2 separate regions of the Mus musculus genome follow, and region 2 is linked to region 1. Evidence: chromatin contacts called from ENCODE Hi-C or POLR2A ChIA-PET data. All regions are on one chromosome and are shown on one strand. The core of a region is the stretch at or near the end of the contact, and the rest is flanking DNA. Distances in the headings are between cores, read along the strand shown.

Region 1 (7,336 bases), core at 2,502-5,001:
TTCTCATTGATATAACGCACCGCTTCCCTGTTAAGAATGTGGAAAAGAAAAATAGAAACACACCACTCCAAAGTTTTGCATCTCACCACATTTAACACATTGTCAAATATCACAGGGAATGGTTTCTGTTCAGCCATTTCATATAGAGGAAAGACACAGGACAGCTCCCCCTCTTCAGATCATGGCACCTTTCATCTATCCCATAAGCATAGCCACTAAACTCTATTAGGAGAAAAATGTGGTAGTCAAATGGGAAAAGTACACGGAGCTTAGTACTCCAGGTGAGCACTTGAATGCTAAGATGCAACAGTTCCAACTTAACGCTTAGCTACAACATTAAGATACAATTTACTACTATTCCACAAAATAACATGTTTTTGAAAGCAATCTTACTTGCAGGCAAGACGATAGCCACTAATAACTGATGTTGGATGAATTTTCTGTTTGACTAGCTCATCTGCATTTTTCAGAAGCTCCGCTGCAATGATTACCTGTTGATCAAGCATTGCTTTAAATATGCATGGCACTCAATATGCACAACAGGAAAACATGATTATTAAGCAGGTATTATTAATACCACAGTAGACAAGTGAGTAGCAACTCGTTGAAAACACAACATAGAGACCACTAGGAAGTATTCTGTGCCAGGCGTGGTGGCGCATGCCTTTAATCCTAGCACTTGGGAGGTAGAGGCAGGCGGATTTCTGAGTTCGAGGCCAGCCTGGTCTACAAAGTGAGCTCCAGGACAGTCAGGGCTACACAGAGAAATCCTGCCTCAAAAAACCTAAAAGTATTCTATGGAAATGGTCCAAGCTGGAAAAGCCAGAAAATGCTAAAAATCTAATACAGCAGAATTTATATCCATTACATTTACAGACTTACTGCAACAAGAGCTAGATAGCAATCAATGGAAATGACTGGTATCATTCCAGTAATTTCAATAAAATCTTAAGATCATTTAAAATAGAGAACACTGTGAAAAACCAGTTTTCTTAATAATAAAACAAAACAAAATCTCCAAAAAACTTTTCTTCTTTCGAGTGGAATTAAGGTTATTTTTAAGTTACATTGTCTATGAACAAATTAGATAAAGTCCATTTTCACTATTTAAAAACAGATTCAATTCTTTCCTAGTAAAGGGTAAGTCTATAAATACTTTTCCCTCACCATTTATTTTGCCAGGTCTAAAATCTGCCTCACCAAACAGTATTTTACTACTTAAGCAGGCTAACTCACAAAATGTTACACTATTCGCCATGTTTGCTGACTAGCCATTAGCACTATATGGTAGCAAATTAACTTCTGCAAATTTCTATTTTGAATTCCAAAGATTTCTTGTTCACATTTAAAATACAAAAGTATCTATTAAACAACAAAGAAAAAAGTCCAAACCTGGTAACATTTTCTACATGAACATCATCATGGTTAAGTAGGTTTAAATAAGGCTCCAAATTCACGAGACTCCAGTATTTAAAACAAGCTTGTATTTATTTAATCACCTTAAGTTCTTCCCTTACTTAAATTACACAAACTAGTTACAATGGTTAGTTTTCAAAAGTTTGTGAGACTGCCTTAAAAGGTGACTTATTTCTGACCTAGAGTATGACTCTCTCATGGATTCAACTCTAATAAATTGACTATTCTCTAGCCATTTCCTGGTAGCGTCTCACCACTGAGGTAGTTCCATCTCCAACTTCTTTGTCTTGCAGGTCAGCCAGCTCACACAGAACTTTGGCTGCGGGATGTTCTACCTCCAGTAACTTCAGGATGGTGGCACCATCGTTAGTAATGGTTACATCCTAAGAAATATGAAGGAATAAGTGGTCAACACAGAAACCAAGCTCTAGGATGCCATCCATACTCAGGTAAAAACAAAGACTTTACCAAAGATTTTTTTTTGAAATTTAAAACAATGTACTTTTATCAAGGCAAGCAAGAGCAATTAGATATATACTTACACCAATATCATCCACCAACATTTTATCCAAGCCAACTGGCCCAAAAGAACTTTTAACAATGTTGGCAATAGAAGCTGCAGCCATAACTGTAGATGAACAGTGAAAACTAATTAGAACAACACATAAACTATGACACTCAACTACCTATGATTTGCTAAAATCTAAAGTCTGTAATTACTATTTAAAAAAAAAAAAATCAAGCCGGGTGTGGCGGCGCACGCCTTTAATCCCAGCACTCGGGAGGCAGAGGCAGGCAGATTTCTGAGTTCGAGGCCAGCCTGGTCTACAAAGTTGCTTCCAGGACAGCCACAGCTATACAGTGAAACCCTGTGTGTGTGTGTGTGTGTGTGTGTGGGGGGGGGGGGGAATCACTTACTTAAGGACCAGTGAAGGTTAACTATTCTTTTTTCTATTTAGTATTGGTATATCACCGATTGCAAAGATTTTAATGCCTCAAATTATAAGCAATCTTAAGTTCATTCCTTACTACTACACTAGGGGGGAAAAAACCCTTTAAGTTCAGCCTTTCTCTTCAGACTCTGGCAAGTTTAGTAAGAATATTAGATAGTTCACCAGGATAAAGTAGTAGTAATTTCTAAGAGAGTTGTTTAAAAAAAAAAAAAAAGCACAACACAGAACACGGTTCCTGCAAGGGAATGCTTTCAAGAACAAATTCAACCACAGCAAACCACGTGCTTACTCGTATTAAAGTTAACCACGATAAAGGCAGCTAAAAGTATCGCTTAATAACGTTCAGTTTGCATTCCGTTACGTTTTACTGGGGGAGCAGCTGTCACCTGCAGATTCTGGGCATCCAAGAACCAGACCAGGGAAGGGAAGCAACGCAAAAGCCACCTAGATTCTATGAGCATCTTCTCAAGGGCCAATGGAACCGGTGAAAGCTACTCTTTTCTGGCTATGTCAGAGGTGCTCCAACCGGCTTGGAACCCAACAAAGGAGCAGAGGGGAGTGGCGGAGAAGTCTATCTGGAGCTCCTCTACTAGGTATTGGGGCACGGACGCCCACACCCATCTTGAACGCCTCCCCCAACCGTGTGCATTCTCGAACATTCTTCCCTTACACGGTAGGGCGCAATGGCGCCGAGCCGGCCGCTAGTGAGGGCGGATCCGGGATGGCTGGGCTTCTCCTGAAGGAACTTCACTGGGCCCGGCGGACAGCCCCGGCCTACGGACTGCGGCTGGGCTTCGGCCTGCGCCGCCGCGAGCTGGACCCTTACCATTCTCTCGCCCTTACCATTCTGGGAGCGGACCGCCTCCCCAGTGCTGCGGTCCCCGAACACGGACAAAGGACCCTCCATCTTCAGGAAACGAAGCAAAGCTCACTACGGCCGCAGACAACCGATAGCTCCGCTCTGAGACCGTTTAACGGCCACCACGGCGGGGACCACGGCGTGGAAAGGCCCGAGCGATGCCGCGGGGCCTGCTGGGTAACACGCCCTGCGCGCTCTCCACGCTCCACCAACCGCAAGGTCTGCCGGGAAAGCGGTAGGGATTGACAGACGAGGGCTGGGCGGGGCGAAAAACTGAAAACGCCGGAAGTAGGGGGCTGCGGGACGCTGGGTCAACTAGAGACAGTAGAAGAAAGGCGCGAAAGTGGAAAACGGAAGTCAGGCTCTTGGCCACGGCTAGCGTGTCCCGCCCTCCGCCTCAACGTCTGCGGTGATTGGTGAGCCAGGGATACCGATCGCTCACTCGGCCACTCAGCACCAGGGAGCTTGTTAGTTCCGGGTCCTTGAGACACCGAGGTACTGCCGGCCCTTGTAGCTTTACCCACAGTTAACATGGCTGCGACTAGTTGTTCCCCGAGACGACCCTGAGCAAAGGAAGATAGGGCACTGTGTGACTTTGCCCAGGTCCCGTCAGCCATGGCGCTTCGGCCGCGGTTCTGGAAATGTCTGTCAGTTTGCAGGAAACTGGGTAACTAATCTCGCCCCACCTCCTTGCCTGCGCTCTGTGCACAGTACGTGTGCATTTGCAAATGCGATTTTGTACCTGATGTGGGAAAGTGAAAGATGCATGTGATCTTTTTCATTTTCTAGAGTGTGGGTTCGCAGCCCTCTCAACCAGTTCCGTGCCGGCCGTGCAGCCCGACGTGGAGAGTAAGGAAAACGAAGCGGTGGCCCCGGAGTTCACCAACCGGAACCCTCGGAATCTGGAGCTCTTAGGGGTAGCTCGGAAAGAACGGGGCTGGGCTACCGTGTGGCCTAACCGTGAGTTCTGGCACAGGTAATTAAAGTCGGCTTGTGACTGACTAAGCTGTGCTTAGCACCTTACCAATTTCACCAATCCCCTGACTGATCCTGCCAGGTAAGCCTCGGGATGTGTCAGGAAGATGACATGTGGGTAGAAAGCGACCTTGGAGCAAGCAACTAGTTAGTTGCCTTGAAGAAAACTTAAACGGTAATTTGAGAATAAGCGGCTATGTCCTGAGGCCTCTCTGAAGGTGACATGTCAAAAAGCTGAGATCTAAAGGACAGGAAGCCGCGAAATCATTTGCCATGAAGGCTATTCTAGCAAAGGAGGCTAGGAGGCTGGGATTGAGTGTCTGGAACTGACAGGCCTGTGTACCTACCTGTTCAGTAAGTAAAGGTGTGTGTGTGTAAGCTGTTACAGAATAGAGTGCTAAGTAGAATTAGTTATTAGCGTGCACATTAGGGTAAAGTTTGAGCCTTAATGATTTTTTAATGGGGGGAATAAAGGTTAAAAGTTCATTAATAGAAACATTTTATGAAATACATTTTAAAATTTGTATTCATTTAAAGCACTTACTGAGTTCACTGAGGACCCAGGCAGCTTACAATGGTCTGTAATTCCAGTTCCCAGGGATCTGACACCCTCTTCTGACCTTGGCACACAGCGATACATTCCCAAAAATAATCATACACATGGAAATAAATGTTAAATTTTATTTTGGGAGAACTACGCAGTTTAGATGAGTACCTTCATCACACAAAGCAAGTGCTTTACCTCTGAACTGCACTCCCCAGCCCCAAGATGGCTACTAACTGAAAGCATTGGATTTACAAGCAGTTATGCTAGATGCTTTAAATGTATGTCTTTTTTTTTTTTTTTTTTTTTTGGCTGGCCTCAAACTCAGAAATCCACCTGCCTCTGCCTCCCGAGTGCTGGGATTAAAGTCATGCGCCACCACGCCCGGCTGTATGTCTTTTTTTTTTTTTTTTTTTTAATTTAACTTTTTTTTTTTTTAAGACTTATTTATTTTGTGTATGGGTATACACTGTCTCTGTTTTCAGACATACCAGAAGAGGGCATCGGATCCCATTACAGATGGTTGTGAGCCACCATGTGGTTGCTGGGAATTGAACTCAGGACCTCTAGAAGAGCAGTCAGTGCTCTTAACCGCCGAGCCATCTCTCCAGCTCTTAATTCAACTATTTAAACTACATTATTATCATTGTAGGGGTTATCTTTTTACGGTGGTTATTATTTTTGTTACAGTGGGATTTTTCTGGTTTTTGTTTATTTGGTTGGTTTTTTTGTAATTACACATTTTTATTGTTGTAAGTACACTGTCGCTGTCTTCAGACACAGCAGAAGAGGGCATCAACAAATCCCATTCCAGTTTGTTTTTATTGTTTTTTTTTTTTTTTTTTCAGTTGATTGGTATGTGCATATAGTCACAGGTTCATGCATATACCGCATATACTTAGATCATGGTCCACCTTGTGAGCCCTGGGGGTTGAATGCAGGTTGTTGGCCTTGGTAGGAAGCATCTTTACCCATTGAACTGTCTTAACAGTGGGCTCACCAAATTCTTGAAGAACACGTAGGCGTTTATTCACCTTAAGTGGCCCAACTTTTTGTTAATAGATTGTTTTATAACTCTTTTCTCCCCGTTTAGGTTGCGAGTTGTAAAGACTCAGCATCACGTAGAAGCATTTGTTGAGCATCTTAACGGCCAGGTTGTTGTTTCAGCATCCACTCGAGAATGGGCTATTAAAAAACACCTTTATAGTACCAGAAACGTGGTGGCTTGTGAGAGCATTGGGCGAGTGCTGGCACAGCGGTGCTTAGAAGCAGGAATCAACTTCATGGTCTACCAGCCCACCCCGTGGGAGGCGTCCTCAGACTCGGTACTTGTATTTCTATGTATTTACTTAAAAGGTAAACATTCGGCTAGGAATGGTGGTGCATGCCTTTAATCCCAGCACTCGGGAGGTCTCAGAGGCAAGAGATCTCCATGGTCAAGGGCAGCTTGGTCTACAGTGTGAGTTCCAGGAATGTCAGGGGTACACAGAGAAACCCTGTCTCAAGAAACAAAAAAAGAAAGCAGAAAAGAAACAAAAATTTGGTGTGGTATGGTAGAAGCAGATCTCTTGAGTTTAGGACCAATCTGGTCTACCAAGGAAGTTCCATCTAGTTGGGGATATATAGTGAGATCCTGTTTAAAAATAGAGGGGGTGGGGGAACAAGATCAGTTGTTTTTGGTGACAAGGGTCAATAATTCCTGCTGTCAAGAGGTTGACTTGGAAGAATCTCAAATTCTAGGCTTGCCTGAATAACTTAGTAAGACTTTGTCTCAGAATTTTAAGTGGGAAGGCCAGGAACTGCAAGTTATTCATTGGTAATGCATGCTGGAGGCTGTTTCATCCATGATACACAGAAGGTCCAGAGCTGGGGGCACAGCTCTGAGAGCGCCGCTACCTTGCGTGTGTAATCTCTAGCAACACGCAGAGACGCCAGAGAGTTTTGGTTAGTTCTTGGTGTTAGGTGTGCTTACATTATTTTCTTGAGGGTATTCTACATGGTGGGCCTTGGCTGGATCCTGTGACATTTGGTTTTTGCAGTAGTCCATAGGAGTTTGTGTTCCCATTCTCTGTACAAACTGAGGTCAGTCGGTATTGCAAGTTGGTATTGCTGGGTGACTGAGACCCGTTAGTCCAGGATGTTAGCACTGCACTTCCTGTTGTTATACTGGCATCTTTTTTTTTTTTTTAAGATTTATTTTATTTTTTTATTTATATGAGTACACTGCAGCAGTCTTCAGACACACACCAGAAGAGGGCATCAGATCCCATTACAGATGGTTGTGGGCTACCACATGGCTGCTGGGAATTGAATTCAGGACCTCTGGTCGAGCAGTCAGTGCTTTTAACCATTGAGCCATCTCTCCAGCCCATATACTGGCATCTTGTTGAATATGCTGATCCCTGATATCTTTCCATTTCCTTTTTCATATGTGTTTTATTAATTTTTATATCATATATTACATCTTGATGGCAGTTTCCCCTCCCTCCTCTTCCCAGCCCAACATCCTCCACCCCTTCCTTTTCCATTTCTCTTCAGAAGAAGGCAGGCCTCCTAGGGATGTCAACCAAACATGGTATATCAAGTTGC
Region 2 (7,336 bases), core at 1,356-3,855, 770 kb before region 1:
CTACATGCCTAGGGATGGTACCACCCACAGTGGGCTGGCTGCTCCTATATCAATTAGCAGTCAAGAAAATACCTCCCAGATATGCCTATAGGTTAATCTGATAAGGGCAATTCCTTGATTGGTGGTCCTTAGCATGTCAAGGTGACAGTTTAAGCTAATTATGACACTGAGATTATTATTTTCTGTGTATTGATACTTTGTGTGTCTTTCTTTGTACACGTGCATACTTGTGTGAGTTGAGGCCAGAGGCCCATGGTAAGTAGCTTCAATTCCTCTCTGACTTGTTTGTTTTGAGTCAAGGTCACACTGTGTAGCTCTAGATAACCAGGAACTATGTAGACCATCTTAGCTTCAAGCTCATAAGAGATCCACCTGCCTCTGTTTCCTAAGTGCTGGGATCAAAGGTGTGCAGTACCACATGCAGCCACTCTGCCTTATATTTAGACATGGTCTCTCACTGAACCTGGACCTCAACCAAACCCAATCCTCTGCAGGAGAAGCGGCTGCTCTTGCCATCATCTCTCCAAGCAGTTTGGGTTTCTAGAAGGAAGGTTCCAGCTGCACAGTTACTCCCAAAATGCCATGCGACTCGGTTGCTGCTCCCTGCTCCTGCTCCGTTATGCATTTCTGATTCCTGGGTGCTTTGCTCACATTCTTACTTTGCTTCACTAAAACTTAGCCTCATAATTAGACTTGGAAGCCCACTCTTTCACATATTTTAAGGAGTCCAGTGGTCTTGGCCAGCATCTTTATCCTTGGACTTTCACATGCCAGAGCAAACCTTTCCTAAAAGAAGTACATCTTTCATAAATTCTGTATTTAACACAATTGCTTTGAACTAAGGCTTGATGACCAAAGAGTGAGAATATAAGTTTAAACGCACAAGCCCGTCTTTACTTACAATGAGACCGGATGAATTTGAGATTTGAGGATTGCAACTTTCAACTCATGTTAGTGCTGCGACCTCATGGGCAGCCTGAAGGGTCAGGGTCAGAGGTCATCTTGCTTGTTTCTCTTTCTCTCTGTGCAAGCGTGTGAGTGTGTGAGTGTGTTTTTTCTAAACGTTAAAGTTTTGACTTTACTTTTTGGCCTATCTGGATAGGCTATTTGAAGGGTAGACGGGGTGTATTTTGAGATACCCCTTTTTTCAACCCCCTAATCTCAGTGTTAGGGAGGCACATAATCACAGACTCAAAATGCAACAGGCCTAAAACACAGCATTTCCCTGCACCAATGATCTGCAAGCAGAATATTCCGATCAGAACTTTAAGATGCCCTCTGGTGCTCTGTCCCTTCAAGATGTGGCCCTCTGGCCTGCAAGGTTGCTGATCCTAGGCTCGGTCTGGCTGCATCACACTGGACTGTGTGGTTTTAGGTCTGTGCTGAATAGGAGGAAATGGGCGGTGCTCCCAGCTAGAGAGGCAGAAACTCTGACTCAGGCCGGCTTTAAACTAAAGAGGAAGTGGATCACCTCACGCTCCAGGAAAAAGGAAGCCCAGGGCGGGCGTGGCCAGCCCTCCGGATGAATCAACTCTTAACAAAGGCACCTGGCGGGCTGCTTGGGTAGGCGGTCTGTTCTTCCCCAGGCTGCCCCAGTGGGAGCTTTAGTCTGACCCTGCCTTCACTTCTAAGCAGATACAGGGTGGGGTCCTTGGTTGCGCCAGCCTTTGAGGTGGACCCAGCTCCCAGTCAAGGGATTTGACCCTCTGCGGTCAGAGGATTGGCTCGAACTCTTCCCCCTCCCAGGGCAGAGGCCCTGAAAGGAGACAACTTGTAAGCAGTCTAGGCAGCCCCACCCTGGGGTGGGCTGGCCTGCCATAATTAACCAATCCCCATAGTGTCTGGTGTCTGATGTTCTCACCATTGTGGTGAGACCAATCAGATCCACCCCTGCAACCTAGAAAAAAGATCCCAGGGGGAACAGATAAAACTCTGAACAAAACTGCTTTTGTCGGTGGAGCGAGGTGGTCCCCGGTTAGCATTGAGGCAGATTCTTACATCCTCCTCTGTCTTCAGTTGGAGAAGGAAAAAAAAAAGAGAGAGAGAGAGAGAGCCACAGGGAGACCTACTGGAGGTTCTTTAGCCTCTGAGGTACAGGAAAGACCCGGGGGCTGAGCTGGCTGTGTGGGGAAGGAGATGGCACCAGGGTTCAGAGCCTCCACAGTCTTTCAGGGCTAGGACTTAGAGATTCGGGGTAAAGTGCAGAGCCCAGTAGCTGTGTTTGGAACCCAACATATCTCAAGGACAGAGTATGGGCTGGACTGTGATCCAAGGTAAGGTAGAGAGAGTGGGGAGGAGGGCAGTCTGGAAGCGGGGGTGAGGGGCTTAGACTCTCCTGGGAGCCCTTGTACCAAGGGCGGGACAGAAAGGACTTGTGTTCAGGCAACACTCCTGCATGCAGGGCACACAGACTCCTGAGTGTGGCTATCTTAGGCCAGGTCCCAGCAGGCTTCTTTAGCCTCAGAGCAGCAGAGGATTCTGGTTGCTGTGGGCGCTGAGTGTGGGGACAGGATGGGGAGTGACTGTCTCAGCCACAGTGCTGGGTTTTCCGCAAGGCATGTCAAGCTCTTGCTAATACTCATATAACCCTACGGGTTCTCCAGCAGACCTCTCCACTCACTTCCACATGCTCACGCCTGCTCCCTTCAGTTCATAAGCTTCCTCCTTCCTCTGCCCTGTGGCTTTGCCAGGGGCCTCTTTCCACATCCCTGCCTGGAGGCACTGGAGACATTCCTGGCAGACATCAGGGAGTATCTGGCTGGTGGCTCATAGGCCATGGAATGTGCAGAGTCTGAAGGTGTGTTTCACCCGCCTTCTGCCCCAAGGTGACTTATTCTCTGGAGTGGCTTGGGGACTGTTGGGGCTGAACAGCAAGCCATTTACCGGAGAGGACAGTGTGTGCAGATCTCAACGAGCGTATTTGGCCACATGACCCAGGCAGCCTCCTCATCTTCCCACATCTCAATTCTCTTGTGGTTTTGTGGTCAGCCTCAGATTAAATCATGGTTGCCTGGCAGCTGAGACTTGTGAGAGAGTCGCTTTCTCCCAGAGTTACCTGAGATGGGCACAGTCACAGGCTGATGTAGACCAAGGATCCTGAGAAGGCTCTGGGCCCTGACAACCTGTAGAGAGCTTGACCCACCTGTCAGAGTTAGGAGATGGGAGAAACATGCAGGCATTTAGGCTCAAACCTGACTAAGAACAAATTGTTCTATTGTAGTGTATGTGTGCACGTATATGTTCATGTGTACACAGTAATTCTGCATATCACTGCAGGGGCCATATGTCTTTCCCCCTCATGCTCTCCACCTGATTTTTAAAGTCAGTGCTAACATTGAGCCTTGGGCTTACTAATTAAGCTGCTAGGACTGAAGGGCAGCAAGCTCTGGGAATCCTGACTCTCCCTTCCCAGCACTGGATTTGCAGACATGCAGTGCAGAACCCAAATGTTTACAGAGGTGTTGGGGGTCCAAAGTCAGGCTTTCAAGCTGGTGAGGCAAGGGCTTTGCTGACTGAGCCGTTTAAACAGTCTGGGACCTGGAGATACAGCTTAGCCCCAGTACAGTTCTAAGCAACCCTATCCGGCAGTTCACCACTGCCTGTAACTCCAGCGCCCTCTTATGGACTCCAAGGGTACCTGCATACCCATGTGCATATACGCCTACCCCATATGCACTGCTCTCTCGTTCTCTCTCTCTCTCTCTCTCTCTCTCTCTCTCTCTCTCGTGTGTGTGTGTGTGTGTGTGTGTGTGTGTGTGTGTGTGTGAAATTAAAAATTTTTTTTTTTTTTTGGTTTTTTGAGACAGGGTTTCTCTGTGTAACCCTGGCTGTCCGGGAACTCACTTTGTAGACCAGGCTGGCCTCGAACTCAGAAATCTGCCTGCCTCTGTCTCCCGAGTGCTGGGATTAAAGGCATGCGCCACCACTGCCCGGCTAAAAATAAATTTAAAAAAGAATTTTCTGGCCTCAATGGCTAGCTCATTTCTCAGGATAGAAGAAAAGTCAAAGGCTTTTTCTGCTAGAAATAGAGATGGAGCCCCCGCCCCGCCTGATGGGTGAGGCTTCAGGGCTGCTGCTTGGAGCAGATGCTTCTCTCGAAGCAGATGGATTTGTAGAGAGGGGGACAAAGCCAGCCATTTGGGGACCGATGCCAGCAACACTGCCTGCTGAGGCATGGGCTGCCAGTGTTCCCAGAGCCTCCATCTCAGCTGAAGCCTCCAGTGAGCTCTCTGGTGTCGTTCATTTAAGCACATGACTTTCAAAGTCCTGGATGTGGTGTGCAGGTCACAAAGGTTGCAGAGAAGCTACTTAAATGGTTTCATCAGTGTTTGCTGCCATAGTAAGAATGATTCATAGACAAGTGCCTTGGAGAGAGAAACCAAAACGAAAAGACTCCTTTGCCAAAGTGTCTTCCATAGTCCATACTTTGGGGGGTGGGGTGGATAGGGGAGGGAGAGGAGGAAAGGAGAGAAGAATTGTGTTAATTGTGTAATAACTCTGAAAATGGGGACTGAGTAGATAAAGAGGCCAGTATTGGAGAGGTAGCTTTATTACAAGGAACAATAGCAATTTAAAAACTCATTTAAAGACAACTTTACGTTAAAACGCTATTGCTTTTCCTCATGTCTGTGAAGGAAGTACAAGCTAAAAACGAAAGCCCCAAACAATAGGGAATGGGGGAGGGGGGATCAGAAAAACCAAAAGCTTCCATAATTTCCAGAGCCTGACTGTGTTTGGTCCAGAGACCCCTTCTGGCAAGGAGTGCCATTTGTGTGCGGCCCTCTGTCTACACAGATCACAGCAGCATGAGATGAGTCACACCCCATGTGTGTCTCTCTAGTAAAGTTTTCTTAACGATACTACTTGTCTCCCTTGTTTCAGACATCTCCTTTTGTATGTATGTGGGTGGGTGCATCACACACACAAAGAGGCTATCAAGTGTCTGGCTCTATCACTTTCTGTCTGATTCTCTGACTGAACACAGAAGTGAGGGAGTAGCCTGCAAGCCCCAGGGACTCTCCTGTCTCCGCCTTCCACAGGGCTGTCTTTACAGGTGCATGTGTGGCCATGCCTGGTCTTTCACATGGTTCAGGGACGAGTGTGACCTTGGGTAAGGTGAAAGGAGGCTAAGAGCGGAGAGATAGCTTTGTGGGCTCTTCTCCAGCCTACGGACGGTCTCCTAGTAGCCTTTCTCTGGGGTTAAGGGATGACTCTGAGAGGCACATGATCTTGCTTTGTCTGTTTGGCTGTGGCTGTATACCACCAGATCAGGCACTACTGAGGCTGAAAGAGCAGCTGAAACGGACCGTCCGTCTGCAACCCAGTGATGAGCCCAGGTGAGCTCTGCACTTCGGGGGCTCTTTGTTCCTTGAGAGGCATGGAGGACTATGCTCCAGTGACTGGGAAGGAAGAACATGCCAGCCCCACGCGCTTCACCTAGCCCACAAGGACAGCCCGTACGCAGTGTTCACACAGCATGTGGTCTGTGGTCATTCCTGGCAGCCAAGGTTTGGGAAAAGCAGCCTCTGCCTGGGTCTGCCTCTGTTCTCTGCTCACAGCTCTCCACCCCTGCCAAGGAGACTGTGGTTGCTAGCAGCTGTGGACACTTTCCCACAATGCAGTTCTTCGTGATGTCTGCTAAGCTGGGGGGGGGGGGGTCTTCTCTGAAGCCCTGATTCCTCACTCTGACTTTCCCACCCTTTCTTCCTTGACTTTTCTCAAGGGAGAGAAAGGAGAATGGATACATCTATCCATCTATCTATCTATCTATCTATCTATCTATCTATCTATCTATCGACAACTGAAGATGGGAAAAGGGTAATTTTTTTAAAAAAAGCTAATGACCCTGTGTATTTAGTTTATGTGGGATTCTGTTCTGTTTTATTGTTTGAGCTGTCTGTCTTAACGTCACTATCAAACTATTTGAATTATTATAATTTTGTAATATATCCTTAGTCCAATAGTGCTATCCAATTTTACTTTTTTGGGTTAAGAGCGCTTTACTATTGAGTTTTTTTTCTTTTTTTTTTAAAGTTTCCCTATGAATTTTAGGACTTTATTATATCCATAAAAATATTATTTGAAATTTGATAGAAAATGCATTGAATATAGTGGTGGTATTGCACTGGGTAGTGTGGACACTCTAAAAAGTATTATTTCTTCTAACCAATTAAAATGAGATAATTTACACTTGGAACAACATTATGAACTAACCAGTACCCCTGAGCTCTTGACTCTAGCTGCATATGTATCAAAAGATGGCCTAGTCGGCCATCACTGGAAAGAGAGGCCCATTGGACACGCAGACTTTGTGTGCCCCGGTACAGGGGAACGCCAGGGCCAAAGGGGGGGAGTGGGTGGGTAGGGGAGTGGGGGTGGGTGGGTAAGGGGGACTTTTGGTATAGCATTGGAAATGGAAATGAGCTAAATACCTAATAAAAAAAAATGAAAAAAAAAAAAAAAAAAAAAAAAAAAAAAAACAAAACAAAACAAAACAAAACAAGAAAAAAAAAAAAAAAAAAAAAAAAAAAAAGAAAAAAGGATAGACGGGAGAGATGGCTCAGCAGTTAAGAGCACTGACTGCTCTTCCAGAGGTCCTGAGTTTGATTCCCAGCAACCACACGGTGGCTCACAACCATCTGTAATGGGATCCAATGCCCTCTTCTGGTGTGTCTTAAGAGAGAGACAGTGTACTCATATACAAAATCTTGAGAGAGAGAGACAGACAGACTCATGACTGAAGTTAAGGAGACTTTGGAGGAAGTAGTTATGTATTTATATATAATTGATAATTTGTATTTAATTGACAGAGCCATTTCTTTTGCTCTGATAGGTGAACAGCATGAGGCAAGGCATGCAATTTCAGGACTTTCTGTCCCTTGTTTCTCTGTATAGTGTTTTGTTGCCTTGAGGCAGTGACTACCGCTGGGGTTAAACCCAGGGCTTGGTTTTATGCTATGCCTATATGTTTTCATCATCCTAAGACATCTTATCTCCCCTCGACCTGCCTGCCTGCTGGGTTAGCACTGTGTTTGTATTTTTAAACAAATCATTATGGTCCACTCTCAAAAGGAGGCACATTGTTGGTTATCAGAATCACAAATATGAAGGAGACACTGGACGACTGTCTCCCCAGCCGACGGCTGGTATCTGCCTGTCCTGCTGCCCTCAGTTCATCCTAGGCTGAAAAGTTACTCGAAGTCTGCTGTACAGTTGAGTCCATGTGTCAGAAAGGGAGGGAGTCTCCAGTCTCTGAATACATAGCAAACTAGGCTTCATTCACATTCTCAACGTGGAAATCTATAGGAGGTGCAGTCTGCCCAGTTTCTCGTCCCTC

Evidence for each region. Hi-C counts contacts between places; a loop is a spot of excess contacts on that map. ChIA-PET counts read pairs that join two places held with the same protein, here RNA polymerase II (POLR2A).
Region 2: a loop to region 1 is called in a map of regulatory T cell, with 5 times the contacts of the local background. The contact joins the enhancer-like site here to the promoter of Mrpl18 in region 1. A Hi-C loop is called at or near these places in 1 of 37 maps with a recorded cell type or tissue (regulatory T cell). POLR2A ChIA-PET finds 5 or more read pairs at or near these places in 1 of 5 experiments (embryonic stem cell).

The regions. Positions count from the first base shown.
Region 1 is chr17:12,912,506-12,919,841 of GRCm38, reverse strand. It overlaps Mrpl18 (mitochondrial ribosomal protein L18), which reads left to right and starts at 3,751. Exons shown (of 4, transcript NM_026310.3): 1 at 3,751-3,895; 2 at 4,018-4,204; 3 at 5,841-6,072. The coding sequence starts at 3,844. Tcp1 (t-complex protein 1) reads right to left here and starts at 3,513. Exons shown (of 12, transcript NM_013686.4): 1 at 3,213-3,513; 2 at 1,959-2,044; 3 at 1,671-1,799; 4 at 394-491; 5 at 1-27. The coding sequence starts at 3,276. It overlaps LOC115488839 (a small nucleolar RNA gene), which reads right to left and starts at 257; the gene lies at 120-257.
Region 2 is chr17:13,678,115-13,685,450 of GRCm38, reverse strand. No RefSeq gene overlaps it. Among named protein-coding and RNA genes, the nearest start is that of Gm24867, 6.4 kb to the right of the region's middle. Within about 2 kb of position 2,605, at least 2 of the 3 ENCODE cell types and tissues checked have a DNase peak (open chromatin) inside an H3K27ac peak, as active enhancers do.